3 separate regions of the Homo sapiens genome follow, and all the other regions are linked to region 3. Evidence: chromatin loops called from intact Hi-C (ENCODE). Cell type or tissue: natural killer cell. All regions are shown on one strand. Each heading gives the region's core, and the rest is flanking DNA. Links, peaks and the distances in the headings are about the cores only. Region 1 overlaps PIP4K2A (phosphatidylinositol-5-phosphate 4-kinase type 2 alpha). Region 2 overlaps PIP4K2A (phosphatidylinositol-5-phosphate 4-kinase type 2 alpha). Region 3 overlaps PIP4K2A (phosphatidylinositol-5-phosphate 4-kinase type 2 alpha).

Evidence for each region. Peaks named below come from ENCODE experiments on the same cell type or tissue, not always from the same donor. Only the 100,000 strongest peaks of a DNase experiment are listed, where the experiment ranks them.
Region 1: a loop joins it to region 3, with 2.8 times the contacts of the local background. A loop is called at or near these places in 3 of 110 quality-filtered maps.
Region 2: it touches region 3 in a loop (2.6-fold over the local background); 2 of 110 quality-filtered maps call a loop at or near these places.

Annotation. Positions count from the first base shown.
Region 1 is chr10:22,643,043-22,648,858 of GRCh38, forward strand. All of the region lies in intron 1 of PIP4K2A (phosphatidylinositol-5-phosphate 4-kinase type 2 alpha), which reads right to left. Among named protein-coding and RNA genes, the nearest start is that of PIP4K2A, 69 kb to the right of the region's middle. In natural killer cell, for the core only: no CTCF peak of the experiment used is centred there; DNase peaks (open chromatin) are centred at 3,439 and 4,309; H3K27ac peaks cover 5,000 bases.
Region 2 is chr10:22,627,212-22,633,027 of GRCh38, forward strand. All of the region lies in intron 1 of PIP4K2A (phosphatidylinositol-5-phosphate 4-kinase type 2 alpha), which reads right to left. Among named protein-coding and RNA genes, the nearest start is that of PIP4K2A, 84 kb to the right of the region's middle. In natural killer cell, for the core only: no CTCF peak of the experiment used is centred there; DNase peaks (open chromatin) are centred at 2,940, 3,610 and 4,978; H3K4me3 peaks cover 866 bases; H3K27ac peaks cover 5,000 bases.
Region 3 is chr10:22,570,966-22,576,781 of GRCh38, forward strand. It overlaps PIP4K2A (phosphatidylinositol-5-phosphate 4-kinase type 2 alpha), which reads right to left. Exons shown (of 10, transcript NM_005028.5): 5 at 2,346-2,492. Among named protein-coding and RNA genes, the nearest start is that of LINC03027, 140 kb to the left of the region's middle. In natural killer cell, for the core only: CTCF peaks have their summits at 3,213 (motif pointing right) and 3,418; DNase peaks (open chromatin) are centred at 2,956 and 3,166; H3K27ac peaks cover 2,050 bases.

The DNA of each region.
Region 1 (5,816 bases), core at 315-5,314, 72 kb after region 3:
ACCAAGGAGGAGGAGTGGAAACACCTAGTTCTCCCTGTGGGTGATGGACACCTCATCAGGATGGGGACAGACTGAGGACTTGGCTCCTGGAGCTCCAGTTTTCCCAACTCCAAGTCTCGGGCCCCTTCTTCCCACCCATCTCCTCATCCCTCTCTCACCAATTACTAACTCCCTTGTCTACAGTTTGCCAGACTACATCCTATGGGCAAATCTGGCCGCTGGCTGCTTTTGTCAATAACGTTTTATTGGAACAGAGCCAGGCCCATTGATTTGTGTTATCTATGGCTGTGTTCGTGCTATGATAGAAGTTTGAGTCACTGACAGAAACTGTATGGCCTAAATACAGTGCCTAAAATACTTACTGTCTTTTTGCAGAAAAAGTTTGCTCACCCTTAGATCTGTCTTAGGAAGGCAGATTAATCCCACCAGGCCTTCCATCCCTGTTTAATTCAGATGTTACAAGAATTCTAGCCACCAGCTCGCTCCATTCCCCTCCAAAGATTGCCTAACCTGACCCAGTTGACCTGAACCTTTGCCATCCCAGGCCCCCAAATCCCTCCATGGGGCTCTCCAAGAGTCATAATTTCTCATCAGCAAAAATTAACCTAACGCTGAACCTTTATCTTTTCATGCCAGCCAAATTCTGATTGTCCCCAAGGACCACACTTCCCTTGCAGCCCCCCTCAAGTATTTTTTTCTTCTGCGCAGGAACCACAGAACCAGAAGATGGGGTAGGTGCCTTGTGCTCCTCCTGACCAATCCCACACCCCCATTCCCTCCTCCTCCCTGAAGCGGTCATCCCCTCTGAAGCACCTACCATCACATTACACCACGCCTCTGCCTCTTGGAAGGCTCCTGGCCACTTCCCCTTCCCTTGGAGGGTTTATCATCCTCCAGAACCCAGCCTGCCCCACCATCTGCAGTGCAATGGCTCTCAGTTTTTAAAACATTTCTAGCCCTAATCTCTCCACTGAATTCTAAACTCCTGCTAATCACCATCCCCAGCTGGATCTCTAACAAGCATCCCCAAAACTAAACAACACGTAAATATGAAGTCCTGTTCTCCCCTGGCCTGCAACCAGCTCCTGCTCACCCCTCCCTCTCTCAGCCAGTGGGACCTCCACGCACAGAGTAGCACCTCCATGCACAGAGTAGCTTGGGCCCAAACTCCCGGAGTTGACTCTGACTCCCCTCTCACCCTGCAGTCAAGTCTTCAGCAAATCTGTGGGCTCTTTATTCAAAACATGCCCCAAATCAGCCACTTCTCTCCACCACTGCCTCTCTCTTCAAAGCCATCAGCATGATTCTGCAGATGGCGGCAAAGCCTCCTGGGAGGTCTTGGCTTATCAGTTCCACACCTTGCAGCCCAGGGCATCCTATGCAGAACATCAAGCTAATTATTTCACATCCCTGCCCAACTCCTCTACAAGTCCTCACCTTGGCTAAACTCCTGCCTGGTTTGCCCATGGCTAGTCCGTCAGGCTTCGGTCCCCACCTCACTTCCCAGTCTCTCACCTCAAGTCTCCTCTCAAATGCCACCTTAGCAGATGGGGCTCCCCTCACCACCCTATCCAGATGGCACCCACCACTCTAATCTCCTTCCCTAGCACTTGGTAGCACCTGACCTGACAACTTACTTTGTTCATTTTTAACATTTTCTCTCCGCCTCCTAGAATGTAAGACAGGACAGTAGGGATCTAGTCTGTGTGTCTATTTTTTCCCTAGTGTGTATCTTCTAGGACCTACACTTGTGCCAGGTAATTAGTGGACAGGCCATAAATATTCAATAAATAAATGAACTAAATGAACCAACCAAGTCACCATTATTTGTTTCATGGCAACTTGCCCTAACTGGAGAAGAAAAAGAACTGCTTCGGTTAATTTCCAGATACTCCTAGAAATTCCCAATCCATAAGAGTCAGTAAATTCGCAAGACAGTTTTCTAAGACTTACTGCCTACCCCCTTCCCCCTATGCTGGGGACTTACTAAAAGAGCAAAGAAATATTAAACTATCAGGTAGAACCAAATCACTATAATTGGTCAGAATTGACTTTTAAAATACCAAAATTTTGATCTTTTAAAATTTTGATTCTCCACACTAGGTTGAAGCAACTCATTTTGAAAACGCAATTTTTTTAAATGGGTGACGATGACAAAAAAATATTAATGCTCACGTATAACACCACTAGTGTGTCTGGTTAGTTATTAAAAATGAATTAGGGCCAGCCACGATGGCTCACGCCCATAATCCCAGCACTTTGGGAGGCTGAGGTGAGGGGATTACCTGAGCCCAGGAGTTTCAGACCAGCTTGAGCAACATAGTGAGACCCTGTCTCTACAAAACATTTTAAAAATTAGCCAGCCATGGTGGCAGGACCTGTAGTCCCAGCTACTCGGGAGGCTGAGATGGAAGCATCACTTGAGCCTGGGAGTTTCAGGTTGCAATGAGATACGATTGCACCACTGTGCTCCAGTTCTGGGTAACAGAGAAAGATTCTATTTCTTTAAAAAAAAAAAAAAAAGAAAAGAAAAGAAAAGAAAGAAAAAGATTAGTTTTGAAGGAATGAAAACAAGTAGAATACTGTAAACTTTGTTAAAGTAACAAGTGGAAAATGTCTTGAAAAACATGAAGATAGTACTTAATTTTTTTTTTTTTTTCTGAGACAGGGTCTCACTCAGGGACTCAGACAGGGTCTACACTCCAAGCTGGTGAGATCTCAGCTCAGGGCTCATTGCAGCCTGGACCTCCTGGACTCAGTTGATCCTCCCACCTCAGCCTCCTGAGTAGCTGGGACTACAGGTACGAGCCAACACACCAGCTAATCTACTTATTTATTTGTATTAATTTTTTTATTTTTTGTAGAGACGGGGTCTCCCTATGTTGCCCAGGCTGGTCTGGAACTCCTGGGCTCAAGAGATCCACCGATCTTGGCGTCCCAAAGTGCTGGGATTATAGGTGTGCGCCACTGTGCCCAGCCTAATAATATAATTAACTCAGGTAAACCATTTTTAATTTCATGATCAATCTGCCTGAGAAAAGGGGTCAGCCTGGCAGTGCACAGTAACAGATGAACAAAGAAGACTACATCTGAAAGACAACTTTCCTACAGACACAAGGAAGAAAACAGGCTTCTCTGCTTTCTGTAGGCAGGTACTTTGGTCACCAAGAACCCACCTTTGGGGATGTGATGTGCCTCTCGATGAAGACATTGCTTGTCCCTAAAGTTGGCTGGAGAATGAGACAAGAGGAATAGAGAAAGGGAGATTAAGATTTCCTTGGACTTTTGTCTATAGTCTTACTTTTAAAAATAATTCTCATGGCCTTTTGCTGCATTTTTATTCTTTCCTTTCACACAAGAGAGCTTATCAACAGCTCTGACAGCTCATTTCGTATTTGGTTTCTGGTTATCTTGTACTCATCTAATAGGTGGTAGTGGTGGTTTTCAGTTCACACATTTTTCTTACAAACAGCCTTGCTCTCTGAAAAGACAGGAAGCAGACTAGTATGGATGGCAAAAAAAACACAAAAATCAAGACCACCCTTACTTCTGCTGAGAATAGTTGTTTAGAAGGCTAATTTGGTTATCAGAGAGTAAAAGCCACAGTATACAACCTGCGTTTGTAACTTGGGAGGGACACTTTGTCTTCCCTTTCTGAAGGCAAGCCAAAGTGGGCCCCAGGATCTCCAGTGGGGAGCACTGTTGTTTGCACCCACCTGTGGAGTCTGAGAGTCAGGACTGTCTTAAAGACAAAGTTTATCTAGTTAGATCCTTCTTAAGATAGGTTGGCTGATATATCCTTTTCCTTAATTACTACTTTCTATTGTATGCATATTAAGTAGAACTCTAATGCTTCCTTCAGCAAAAACTCTTCAAGACAAAACAAAACAAAAAACAAAACAAAACAAAACAAAACAAAAAAAAACAAACCAGGATGCAAGCTGACTAGGCTGTCAACCTGGCTGATCCATGGGTGTTTTCTCTCACTGAAACAAACAGAATTGTTTACTTCTACTACAAAGTTTTTTCAAAGAAAGATGGAAAGCTGCTTTTTAAATGAGGCTTTATTGCTCTCTGGCCAAAGCAGAATAGGAAATGCAAGGCTTCGTAACTACTATTATTATTACTCTCATTATTTCATGGGCTTTAAGTTGCCTATTAAAAGTGTGTATGTGTGCCCATGTGCCATTTTTGGTAGCAAGATACAGGGTAGGAGAATCAAATTCTAAGTCTCATCAGACAATTCAGTATCTAGTCTCTAAATACTGTGTGTGTGTGTGTATGTGTGTGTGTGTGTGCACGCGCGTGTGCGTGTGTTTTCAAGCTCTGTCTTAAAGCAAATATGTTAACTATTTTGTGAAAGGCTTGTGGGACCAGAGGAGGAGGCAGGGAAGCAGATAAGAAAGTGAAAGGACCGAGGTGGAGAAAAACAGGCTCTCCTGGGATTTGATGGCAGAGGCATCCCATCTTAAACACCATCAGAGAGTCATGAGATCTACACAACATGGACAACAATAACATAGGCCACAACAGTAACTCAATCTGCATTCAACAACATGGAAAAACAAAGTGACTGGTGTGATAGATGACATGAAACACTCTCCTCCCAATCAGCTATCACATCTTTGTTCCAAGTAACAAGGAAAAGGCCTCAGAAAGGTCACAGAAGACAGGATTGTGGGGACTTTCTTCACATCAGGTCCACTGGGGAAGTGGCATATTAAACCACAGTAAATGACCCAATGAAAACAGGCTACTGGCAACAAGTACATGCAAGCGACCCTTTGGGATTTTACACGGCAGAAAACTCACCATTAGCCCTGGAAGCAGAGAGCTGGGAAAAACAAAAGAAAAACAATGTGTGAAAAGAAATAAGATCTTCCAAGAAAAGCATTTAGAAGATAAAAATAAAACATCGACAACATCTCAGCCACTGGATCTCTACTTTTGTTATCTAAAGACCTTCCTGAATCCTTTCCTACGTCTACCCATTCTTCAAGGCTGTTCAGACTTTATTTCCTTCCTCCTCAAAGCCTTCCTGGAATATTCAAGCCCTGACTTATCTTCCTTCCAGTCTCTGTCCTTTCAGAGTTAACACAAAATTCACTCTGTTTAAATATACAGTTTTCTCTCTTCTTTCCTGCAAAGGTTGTATCTTAAAATATGCTAAGTAAAAAGAAAAAAAAAGTACCAAATAATGAGTGAGAATATGTACAGAAAATATTCAGACAACCAAAAAACTCAATTAAGGACGGTGTGGGGAGAGTTAATTCCTTAAGTCTGCTTAGTAGTTACTCTGTGACTCCTTTATTAGCTGACATTAAATGGCCCTCTGGTTATTACAGTATCAAAGAAGAGGAAAAGTAATCTGAAGAATATTTCTTCCATGGGACAACTTCATTATTATTCTTCAATTTTTATGAATGTCTTTGAAAATCTTTAACCACTTGTTACAGATAATGAATATTTTGCCTTTTCCAAGTATTTTCCTCAGACTGGAAAACACTCTTCCTGTCATTTCATACTATCTCTGATTTTGCAGGAGGAGCCCTGAAACATGTGACCTTTTCTTATGCAGTTTATCTCCAGGAAGAACAGAAAACTGATTAACCACAATCAGACATTAAAAAAATTCCCTGGCTCTTGTGGTCTGAAACAGGCACATTTCCTTCACACGCTTCAAGGAAACAATTGAATGTAACTATTTAAAACATACTCCCAAGCTTAATGAGCAAGAAGCAACTTTGCCAGACCACAATGTCTTTAAGAGATCAATTTGGCCAATGAATACTAGAGAGGATACACATTCCTGAAAC
Region 2 (5,816 bases), core at 536-5,535, 56 kb after region 3:
TACCCAGATTTAATCCAGGCAGTTCTCACTACATTTTAAACCTGGAAACCTCTAAAAATTCTTCTGAATCATTTGAGGCTAACAGTTTTCATCAAGATAAAATGCAGACTGTGAGTATTTAACTCTCACAGTCTCTCCCACCAAACCACCCAGCATCACACACATATTCCTAGGAACAGCATAGATTGCCCTAAGTGATCTCTCAAAGGTTATTAGGTGAATAATACAGATCTTAAATAGCGTATTAGTTTCTTTAATATTTTCTCACAAATATCTCTTTTACATAAACTCTAATACATTGCCTTTCCCTGCTCATCAAGAATGTGAAAGAAATACTGAAAATAGACCTGCATTTGTTTAACCAAAAGCTAATATGTAATAAAAAAAAAAAAAAAAAAAAAAAAAAAAAAAAAAAAAAAAGATAAGGAAAGCCACTGGCTGTGGCTTTGTACAAACCTGCTGGGATACATGACACATTGTGCTTTCATTGCTGCCACCTCACCATGCAAGGGCTTTGCCTGTGTGCAAGGTCTTTTACTGTCAAATTTAAGAATCCCCATGATATTCTTTATTTGAGGACTCTAGTAATTTCTTATGTAAAGACAGTCTAGGGAGAATGTAAGAATATAAGCATTAGCTGTCACAACAGGATAAAACACAATTTTTCCTAATGAGAGAAAAGTTGGCCTATGGTTGTCATTATTCCCTACAATATTACAGCTACCTTAAGGGTGGGGACTAGATCTATTCATTTTTGCACACTTGGTACATCCCAGGAACCAACTACAAGAAACAGTTGTTGACCAAATTTTAAACTCATTCCCTGGGTTATAAACTTTTAAAGTGATTTTACTATTATATCTAGCAAAGAAAAATCCTGATATTCATAATGATCTCTCAGAAACCCAAAAGCTACAATGCCAATGATTAAGTTTCTGTTTACCAAGTTACCAAAGTTTAGACTGATTAAACACAAGATGACTTACTAAAAGATTATTTTACTGGCATAAAATAAATTCAATAAAATATTCTCCACAGACTAATTCCACCAGCCAAGCAATTTTTGAAGAAGTTGTTTGTTTTTGTAAATGTGCACAGCATCTCAAACTTATAAATGTTCATATCCATTATTTAAGTCCTTTTTATAGTATGAATCTTGATCGTTAGAAAAAGTCTCAAAAATCACAGAAAAAATTGTACCCTAAATGCTTTAAATTGTTGCTGTATACTCAGGAAACAGTAACGTCAACGAAGAGTCAAACTCTGTAATGTGAAGAGGTTTATTGTGAGCCAAATATGAGTGACCAACGGCTCATGACAGAGCCTTCAGGAAATCTTAAGAACATGTGCCCAAGGAGGCTGGGGCAGAGCCTAGTTTCACACATTTTAGGGAGACATGAGATATCAGATACACGTAAGATTCACATTGGTTAGGACATCTTGAAGCAGGGGAAGGCAGGCCTTCCAGGTCATAGGTAGATTGAAAAATTTTCTGATTGGCAACTGGTTCAAAGAGTTATTCTATAGAAAGCAATGTCTGAGTTAGGATAAGGGGTTTTGGAAACCAAGGGTATATCATGCAGATGAAGCCTTCAGGTAGCAAGCTTCAGAAAGAACAGACTGTAAATGCTTCTTATCAGACTTAAGATCTGTGTTGAGGTTAATGCTGGTTGGCTTCTCCTGAATTCCAAAAGGGAAAATGGTAGAATGAGGCATGTCCAACCCCCTCTTCCATCATGGCCTGAACACGTTTTTCAGGTTAACTTTGGAACACCCTTGGCCTACAGGAGGGGTCCGTTCAGATGGTTTGGGGACCTCAGAATTTTGTTTTTGGTTTACATAACTCTCCTTGCTAAAAAAATCCAAAACAACAATTTTCTCTCTTATTTCCACATGATTTGTTGACAGCCCATCAAACAGAACAATTTACCAGAAACTTAATAATGCTTAAGGATTATTAAGCTTTAATATACAAACACTTTTAAATTCACTGCCTCTAAACATACACTATTGAAACCTTAAAAATGACAGGATGGCTATTAAAAGCATGCTTCATTTAATATTTTACTTTTATGTGGTTAAAGGTCCACCATACTTGCATTCTTTTCAAAAATGTGGAAGCCTAAAGCACTCACTAGACCTATGATTCTAAGACAACTGCAGTCATACCTCGAGTCATACTGCAATTGGCAGAGGATGCTAGAATGGAATGACAATTTTTATTTCGAGGAAAGCAATCTATGCTAACTATAAAATAAGTTGTCCTTTTAAAAGAAAACAAAGTTCTGTATTATAATTAAAAAAATCAAGAGTGACTTTAAAGTAATATATAAACAACACTGAAGATAAATTTAAAATACAAATAATGACATATACTAAAAGTAAAATTCCAGGTGGTTTACTATTTCCACTGAGGAGGTAGAGCTAACCCCATCAGAACTTTAGGAAATGTCATTTTCCTAACTTGTTGACTAAATTAGCTAAATCAGTTTCACTAGTTTTCTCTTACCCTTTTTAACACTCTAGAGGAAATATATTTCCTATTCCAACCAAAGACAACCCAGTCTTTGCTGTAGTTTTTGTTTTTATTAGCACATGTAGATACATGATACATGTGATAATAAAAGTGTTCAATTCTAAAGAAGGAGTGAGCAGGGGAGCCCTCCTTTCTATAAGATGTCTTCAAAACAGGATTAAGAAAAAAAGATATTTTACTTTCACTAGATGACAAAAGGAAGCGGTATTAGATGTTCTCCAAAAATGTCTTTGGTTGACTGGACTAGCTACAAGATGCTCTCTGTATTTCTCAAGAAGTTTCCATCTGACTCCAAAAGCACACCCAAGGCCAGGCGCAGTAGCTCATGCTTGTAATCCCAGCATGTTGGGAAGGCCAAGGAGGGAAGACGCTTAAGGTCAGGAGTTTTAACACCAGCCTGTGAAACACAGGGCGACTTCATGACTACAAAAAAAAAAAAAAAGCCAGGTATGGTGGCATGCACTTGTGGTCCCAGTTATTTGGAGGGCTGGGGTTTCATATCAAACAGCCTTTTTGTTTGATATGAAGCTGGTAATGATACAATGCCATTTCCTCCACCTAATTTCCATAATGATTTACACTGTCCCTGATGATCACCATAACAGTTTAATCATGTGGTTTATATTTTTTCCTCTAGCCCTATGTTTTAAAGATTGTTTCAAGTGCTCTGCTTTGTAGCTATTCAGAATATAAGTAGCTACTTAGATGTTAAAATACAGAATTACTAGATGACTGTTAAAAACATGACTAGATAGGAATCATCTTTCTTATACATGAAATGGGGATTTTTACAACGAAAACTGCTTTCCCTTGTAGATGTGAATCCACCAAGTCAGCAGGTTCTAGAACTGCTGTATTTATCTGCCTTACAGCAGTGACCCAACCGTTCTGTTTTTAGACATTAGCAAATATATGATTATCAGCAAAACTTCAGAATGAGCCACAAAGGGTAACAAACTCAAAAACTTGAGCAACAGCAGAATTCATATTCTGTTAAGTTTTGGTTTCAAAATCCCCAACAGTCCTCTAAAGCTGGGACAGGATATGCAAATTGCAGGGATGACTCACCATCTATCAATTACTACAACATACTTGGGTTCTGGGTCCTCTCACCTTCCATCATCATCCACCCAATTAAGCCAGCAGACTCAGGCAAGGTTTGACACATCAATTCTCTTATTCTTCTTACAAGACTAAATACTAATGGACAGGAACATGGCAACAGGGACAAGAGAGTAGGTAGGAACTAAAATGACAGCTTCTCGCGATCAGGAGCCAAGTCATGCACCCTGCCCAGAAAGCAGCACAACAGGCCACACACGGTATACTAACACACCACAGGATACGACGTTCAGTTTTACTTTGTATTGATGGTCAATACAGAGTTTCTTTGCTTTAGCAATAATCCCTCTTCCAAATATTTTTTAATAACCTTTTTGTAAATAGTGATAATAACAGACTGTAACTGTCATGGGCTCAATGTTTTTGTCTCCCCCAAATTCCTACAATGCAACCCTAACCTCGAGTGTGACTTTGTTTGGAGATGGGGCCCTTAGGAGGTATTTAAGGCTAAATGAGTTCATCAGGGTGGGCCCTGATCTGATGGAATTAATGTCCTTTTAAGTACAGACACCAAAGAGCTCAATGCCCCCATCCCCAGCCCAGGCCCACCATGTGAGGACAGGGGCAGAAGGTGGTCATCTGCAGGCCAGAAAGAGACCCCTCACCAGAAACCGAACCCTGTCAGAACCCTGATCTTGAACTTTCCAGCTTCCAGAACTGGGAGATAATAAGTATCTGTTATTTAAGCCGTCCAACTGATGGCATTTTGGTGGTGGGTCTAAGCAGACTAATACAGTAGCCATAGAATAAGAATCTATGATTTCACGTTCTATGGAAGAAGAGGAAACTCTTCCTTACAGTACAATTTCAACTATGTAGAAGGAATAATGAAAATTAAAAAATCAGCAATTTGCAAATACCACAGTAATAACTGTTACACATTAAGAATCAGCAATAAATGTTCAATTTTTTTGAGCAAAAGTATGCTGAGAAACAGGATATTTACACAATCTCTAAGTATCTCCCACAACATACTTAAGAACAAAGGGAAACAACAGTGACTTAACAGTGGAGAGAGCTGACACTGACATCACCGTAACCAACTGACCAGAGTCAACAGCTTCAGTGATGAGATCAGTGGACATCACGCGCCTTCTGATACGTGCGCTGAGATGGACACAACACTAACGCTCTGGTATTCTCGTGAAAACTGCATAATGAATGTAATCATTAGGAAGCAAGCTCTCGGTGAGAGCCATTCTACAAAATAACCAGTCTTCATGAAAAGTGTAAAGGTCATGATAGACAAAGACAGGAAATAGTCCAGATTAAAGGAGACTAAGAGACATGACAACCAAATGCATCAGGTGATCCTGGACAAGAAAGAAAACAAAAGTGGAATGAGTGCGGAAATGTAAATAAGAGCTTTCTATTATTACGCAGTCATCTTGTATCAGTGTTAGTTTCCTCATATTCATAACTGTACTATTTGTTATATAAGATGTTAGCATCTGGGTGAAGGCCATATGGGAGTTCTTTGTATTATTTTTGCTACATTTTTATGTCTGAAATTGTTTCAAAATGAAAATAAAAACAAACATTAAAATGGTATTTTTAGTATAGTATGTACAACATTGTTTTTCTCCCTAATAATCTGCACCATCCTTACTAAAGTTGACAAGTTGGTGTTAGCTGGATTTGTCATTTTTATGCCACAAAATGCACCTTACATACAATTAATTGGAGTATTTCTCTCACACCCCACTGGGATAAGCAATGTCATCTGCTCTATTCCATGTGCAAGAAGCATGACCTCCGGTGTAGGCCACCAGGCACACTCATATCCCTGGCACCTAGCTCAGTGCCCCTTCATTGTTATTTTTTAATTTTACTCCATGACCTGCTGAACCAGCTAAGAATCTCTAGAGCTTATTTTGAAATAAAAATTATGGGGAAAAAAGGTAGGGGGAAATAGGACATAATATATTCTTGACTCTCTTACATTATCAAATTTGATGGATAATTTCCAATCAAAAGAAAAAAATATCTTACTTGTAGGAAGCGGTTGAGTTTCATATTTTGTTTTATATTCTTTGGTTTTCTATTTGTATGGCCCCTTTTCATCCTCAACATTCATCATTTCAAAAAATGGCCCATAACAATACATCACTAAGGCTAACTTTTATTTAAGGCTTAGTATACATCGGGTATCTGCTAA
Region 3 (5,816 bases), core at 295-5,294:
CTAAGATGGTGTGTCATACAAGTAGGCATCTAGTAAACACATGAAAGCATAACATTAAATGTATCAAATCTAGACCCAGGAGTACACGTCTTTTCAATATTCTGTGCAGGAAATATACATAAAGCACTTCTGTTTATAAAGAAGGAATGATTTCTTAAGAACTGTTTTCGTGACGGTTTGAGTTATGAGTTGAACTGGCCATCTTTTTCATGAAACAACACTTTTACTTGAAAGAACAACTGACAGTCTATGTTTATTTAGATCTGGGCATGTGACTGATGTTTGCTACAAAATGAATGAAGCTGCTAGGCTCCCCTGTATGCTGGGGTGCTTGCTACATGTGGTCATTTCACAGAAAACAACTGACAGGGCTTGTGGCCAGTGATAAAATTTGAGATTCCAAGTAAAAAACTGATTTTTAAAAAACTTATATCCACCATCCTGGGCCTGACCGCTTCCCAATATGTAAAAGACTTTTCTGATGACATTGGTGGTAACACTGTTATGACTTTTTGATACTGTATAATGAAATGTGTCAATATTTGGAAGAGTCAAATAACTCAGTGAACCAATGTGTTCCAAATGGCAAGTGCATGCCTTGGCAAAATCACACATTCAAACAATGCATGCAAACCAATCAATGGATTTCGATGAAGAGTACAAAAAGTTCATTGATATGATTTCAGATTTCATAATGTAACTAAGCTTTGAGAAATTACCTCTTGTCAAGCTTTGGTGTAGTATCAAAGAAGAATATCTACAATTATCCAAAAAAGTTGTTAAAACATGCTTTAACAACTTTCCAAACTTCATTATTGTGTGAGTTCAGATTTTCTTCACATACTTCAGCGGCATAACACCACACAGACTGACAGCGGAATCAGACAGGACATTCCAACTATCTCACATTAAGTCAAGACATTACGGAGATTTGCAAAAATGTAAAACAATGCTACTTGTCTCATTCATGTTTTTGCTTTTGGAAAATAGTTATTTTTCATAAAAATGTTAACATGTAATGTTTTTCTCATTTTTAAAGAAACTACATATTCTAATATTTCTTATATTAATTTTTAATACTGTAAATATCCACAGACACAACTCACATCTGCAAAAGCTTTCGAGTGTCCTCTTGTAAGAGCGTGAAAGCGTTGAGACCAAAAAACTTGAGAACCAAATGTCAGAGACCAGAGTTTGGCAAACTTTTCTGCAAACAGTCAGTGGGTAAACGTTTTAGGCTTTGTGGTCCCAAATGGTCTCTGCGGTAACTACCAAACTCTGCCATTACAGTGCAAAAGCAGTAACAGACAATACAGAAACAAGGGGCATCGTGGTATTCCAATAAAAATGTATTTATAAAATTGGCCCAGCCAGCCGCGGTGGTTCATGCCTATAATCCCAGCACTTTGGAAGGCCAAGGTGGGTGGATTGCTTGAGCTCAGGAGTTCAAGATCAGCCTGGGCAACATGGTGAAATCCTGTCTCCACCAAAAAATACAAAAAATTAGCTGAGCATGGTGGTGCGTGCCTGTGGTCCCAGCTACGTGGGAGGACTGCTTGAGCCAGTGGGGCAGAGGTTGCCATGAGCCAAGATTGAGCCACTGCGCTCCAGACTGAGCAACAGAGGAAGACTCTTTCTCAAAAAAAAAAGAAAAGAAAAGAAAAAAAAGTCCCTCAAGTAGGATTTGGAATTCAGGAAAGTCATAGTTTTCCAACCCCTAACTTGAACATTCTCCCCTGAATTGGTGATACCAGAAGCCAGATTATGTCACTCCACTCTCAGAATTTCCAGGGGCCCCCCTTTATCTCCAAGCCTTTGAAATGGTCTCTGTACTTACAGTTCCCTCTGCCAGCAATATTCTTCCTCAGCTCATTTCCTCATCTCCTTCAAGTCTGCTCCAATGTCATCTTTCTCAGGGGAACCTTCCCTGACAGGACTATTTAAAACCCTCCCCCTCTTTAATTCTGTCTATAGCACTTACCACTTCTGGGTATGCTCTATGACTAACTTATCACTTTTACTTACTGCCTGTCTTTACCCACCAGAATGTCAGCTCCCCGAGTGCAGGTTTGGTTTGTTCATCCCATCACTTCCAGCATCTAGAACAGTGCCTGGTATGCAGTTGGCTGAATATTTAAGTAGATGTGATATCTCTAACATGTGCCAGTGTTTTTTGGTGAGGCCAGCAAGCACTTATTGCCTCACAGGAAGGAATACACTGCTACTTGTCTGGTAGCTTTAAGTGCTGAGCGGCTCCTAAGCATTTCTGATGATCAATGACAACATTTACAATGTAGAAGAGTAAGCTTGAGTTACTTTACAAAAATTCATAAAATCAGTCTCACCTTTAAGTCGTATTTCCTATACACAGACAAACGGTGGCTGAATACATTTCTTGTAACTATCACATATATTTCAACTCCATCAACATTAAGCCGGTACATGCCCAAGAACTGGGGAAGAAGGGTGATCCCATGACATTCCACTATGTACTGCATAGGAGAGAAAGAAAAAGGAAAAAAACATCCAATCAAAAGATTGCTTCCTTAGATGTAAAATACATACGCCTATGGTGTTCATACAAAGTGAAAACCTCCAGCCATTAGGGTCTTATTTACAGAAAATGACCACATTTGTACTGCTTACCAATCACATCTGTGTTCACCATCTCTACACAGAAAAGAAAATTCAATTTTATCTCCAAACAGATTTTTTTCCAACATTCCAAATGGAATTTGTATGGTCAAACCTTGGATATGATCGTGTAAGGCAAGAGGACATGTGACTATCTTTCTCAAATTCCTTTTAAGGGATATTACACTCCACCTAGCGCCTCTGTCTTCTACCCCCAAAGCCCTGACTACAAGGCTGAGGCAGAGCAACCTGGCTGCTAAAATAGCTTCTCTAACAGTGTTGAAGTCGAGATGAAAGAGGAAATTGTGGGGAGCCCAGTGTTAGAAGCTGGGAGGGCAGAGCTAAGCTTCTCAAGAGAGCAGGGGAGAAGGGGGCAACCCCTGTGACCATAGCACCCTCGCTCCTGCTCTGCCGGCAGATGGGGACTGCCTTGTCCCTGCTGGTTTCCACCAAGTTAACTGGACAAGCCCAGGGTTGACACCATTTCCGAGGAGAGTTGCAAAAAAAACACAACACGACCTTGGCTGTTTTTCATGACCAAACTCCAGAGGGCCACAAGATGGAGCCACTTCTCCCTGAGAGCAGATTTTCATAAAACGGGTCCCTCTGCACTTCCCAAAGGAAGCTTAGGTTTTCCTTCCTTTAAAATCATGGGGAAGTAATATTTCAAAAAAGCTCTATGTCCACTGACACGTGTGCAATCTCCAGGATAATAAACAGCATAAATGGTGAGATTCCATTACTGTAAACACCATACATGTTGGGCATATTCAGAGATGCTAATGATGCAATTGGAGGGAATTCTGATCCTTTTCTACTATACTGCTTGAATTTTTCATTTTCTGTTTTTTTTTTTTTTTACAATGAGCATTTTATAAAAAATACAAAAGTAATTAAAATGTCCTTTCAAACTTCTTAGTTGTAAATACTGTTAATAATCAATTCTGATAATATTTAACCACCTTAAGAATGAAAAAGTCTTTGGTTTTGATCATTAAAGATAAACAGCATTGGTACTTGATTCTGATTTTTGCCATCTAGAGTTTTGGCAAGTTTTAAAGATGCCTCTTCCCTTTCTTTTTTCTTATTGACAATAACTGAGCTATAAATTTTAATCTCATGTAATTCCTGAGTAGAGTTTCACCTTGTTATTTGAAATTAGATGAGTGAAACATTTTCTATTTCCTTTCAAAATATAATAAATTGAGTTTTGCTAATGCAAAACAGGCAGTAAATAGCCACTGGGTGAAAAGAAAATTTCTCACATCTGATCTAGAGAAATGAAAAGGGGTTCTTGGCCTCTGTAGAAAGGTGGTTGGATGGGCCTTCAAACATGGAGACTGAGGAAGTCTAGTCTCCACGTGCAGTAGAGAGAACGTAGGTTTGCGAGCCAGAAAGGTGTGTGTGTGTGTCCTGGCGCCTCCATTTACGAGCTGTGAGATCTTGGGCAAGTTACCAAATCACTCCACAGTTTAGCTTCATTTTCCAGAAAAAGAGCCTAATTCCTACCTTGAAGGTTGTTTTGAGGGTTACAGGTAAGAGTATGTCAAAATACTTCACACGGTGCTGTGTACTATACTATACTGAAGATGATAATGATTATTTTCATTCAAAACTCTGTTAAGAAATTTTAATGTTACACCTGTTTTGTGCTCCCAACTGACATACAGACATGTACTGAGTGGGGTCTGCTCCGAGGCAGTTATTTTTGAGGCCCACAAGACACAGTCCCTGCCCCAGGGGACACACCGATTTTGGTTTTGCTGCTCAACCCCTCACTGAGCTCCCATCACGAACTACCTTTACAGAATCCCGCCATTCCTCTCTGATTCAAGTTGCTGTGCAGAGCCACAGAAAGCTATGTCTCACAGCGACAAAGAACCATTATTCATGCTACAAATATGGTCAAGAAATCTTTTGAATATTATACAGCAAATCATTGACTAGTTGTCCCCCCTTAGGAAAAAACACCCATACAGATTACATTCTATACCTCCCCTACCTTAAACATTAGCTAAATTATTACACTGAAAAGAGACAGATCAAATCTGTCTACTTTGCCAGGCGCGGTGGCTCACGCCTGTAATCCCAGCACTTTTGGAGGCCAAGGCAGGTGGATCACGAGGTCAGGAGTCCAAGATCAGCCTGGCCAAGATGGTGATACCCCATCTCTACTAAAAATACAACAATTAGCTGGGTGTGGTGGTGCACACCCGTAATCCCAGCTACTCGGGAGGCTGAGGCAGAAGAACTACTTGAACCCAGGAGGCGGAGGTTTCAGTGAGCCGAGATCGTGCCACTGTACTCCAGCCTAGGTGACAGAGCAAGACGCCATCTCAAAAAAAAAACAAAAAAGAAAAAAAAAGTCTGTCTACTTTATCAGCAAGTCTACACACAGTTGTTCTCAAACGTATGGCTCACTTATGGGGCTCCTTGATGAATACCTAAAACTCCTGAGGATATAAACATGTACAAACCCACAAGTCATACCAAAGTTTATCTATTAGATTCGAGTACTGCCAAGCTGCAGGTGATATCAAAGGTTTAGAAAGCATTAATGGGTTAAAATTTTGCAGTAGAGAAAATTATACCTATTAACTGAATTTCTGGGGGGAAGCACTGGGAAAAGGGCACACTGCTGCATTTCAGTGGAGGAACATTTAACTGGGTCTGTGAATGCCTGGGCTAGGAACCTCTGTTCTCTAGCACGATGCGCTGTTGTAGGCAGATGTTGACACAAAGAGACCTGAATGAGAATCCTGGTGGATTCTCCCAGTTGACCCAGAGAATGCTGAGCACAAACTCGTAACACCAGCGGGTGTTAACTCCAAGGATTCCTACACACACCAGCTGCTGGAGGTCAGCCCTGAACCAGGGAGACTGTAGATTTACAGCTACAGCTTTAGCCGGGGTCTCACGAGCCTCAGCCACCTTACACAGCTAAGAGCCCTCCCGGTCCAGCTCCGTGTTCATTACCTGTGTGACCTTGGGACAGTTATTCAACCTCTTGGTCTGCATTTGGAAACTGGGAGGTAATAATAGTACTTAACGATTAAATGAGTTAGTTATAAAGTTTTTAGAACAAAGCCTGGTGCATAAAAAGTAGTATGGAAGTGTTATCTATCTTTTGAACCTTTTCCATTTTTATTAAACCTCAAAACCCCCTCATCACTCTCAATATT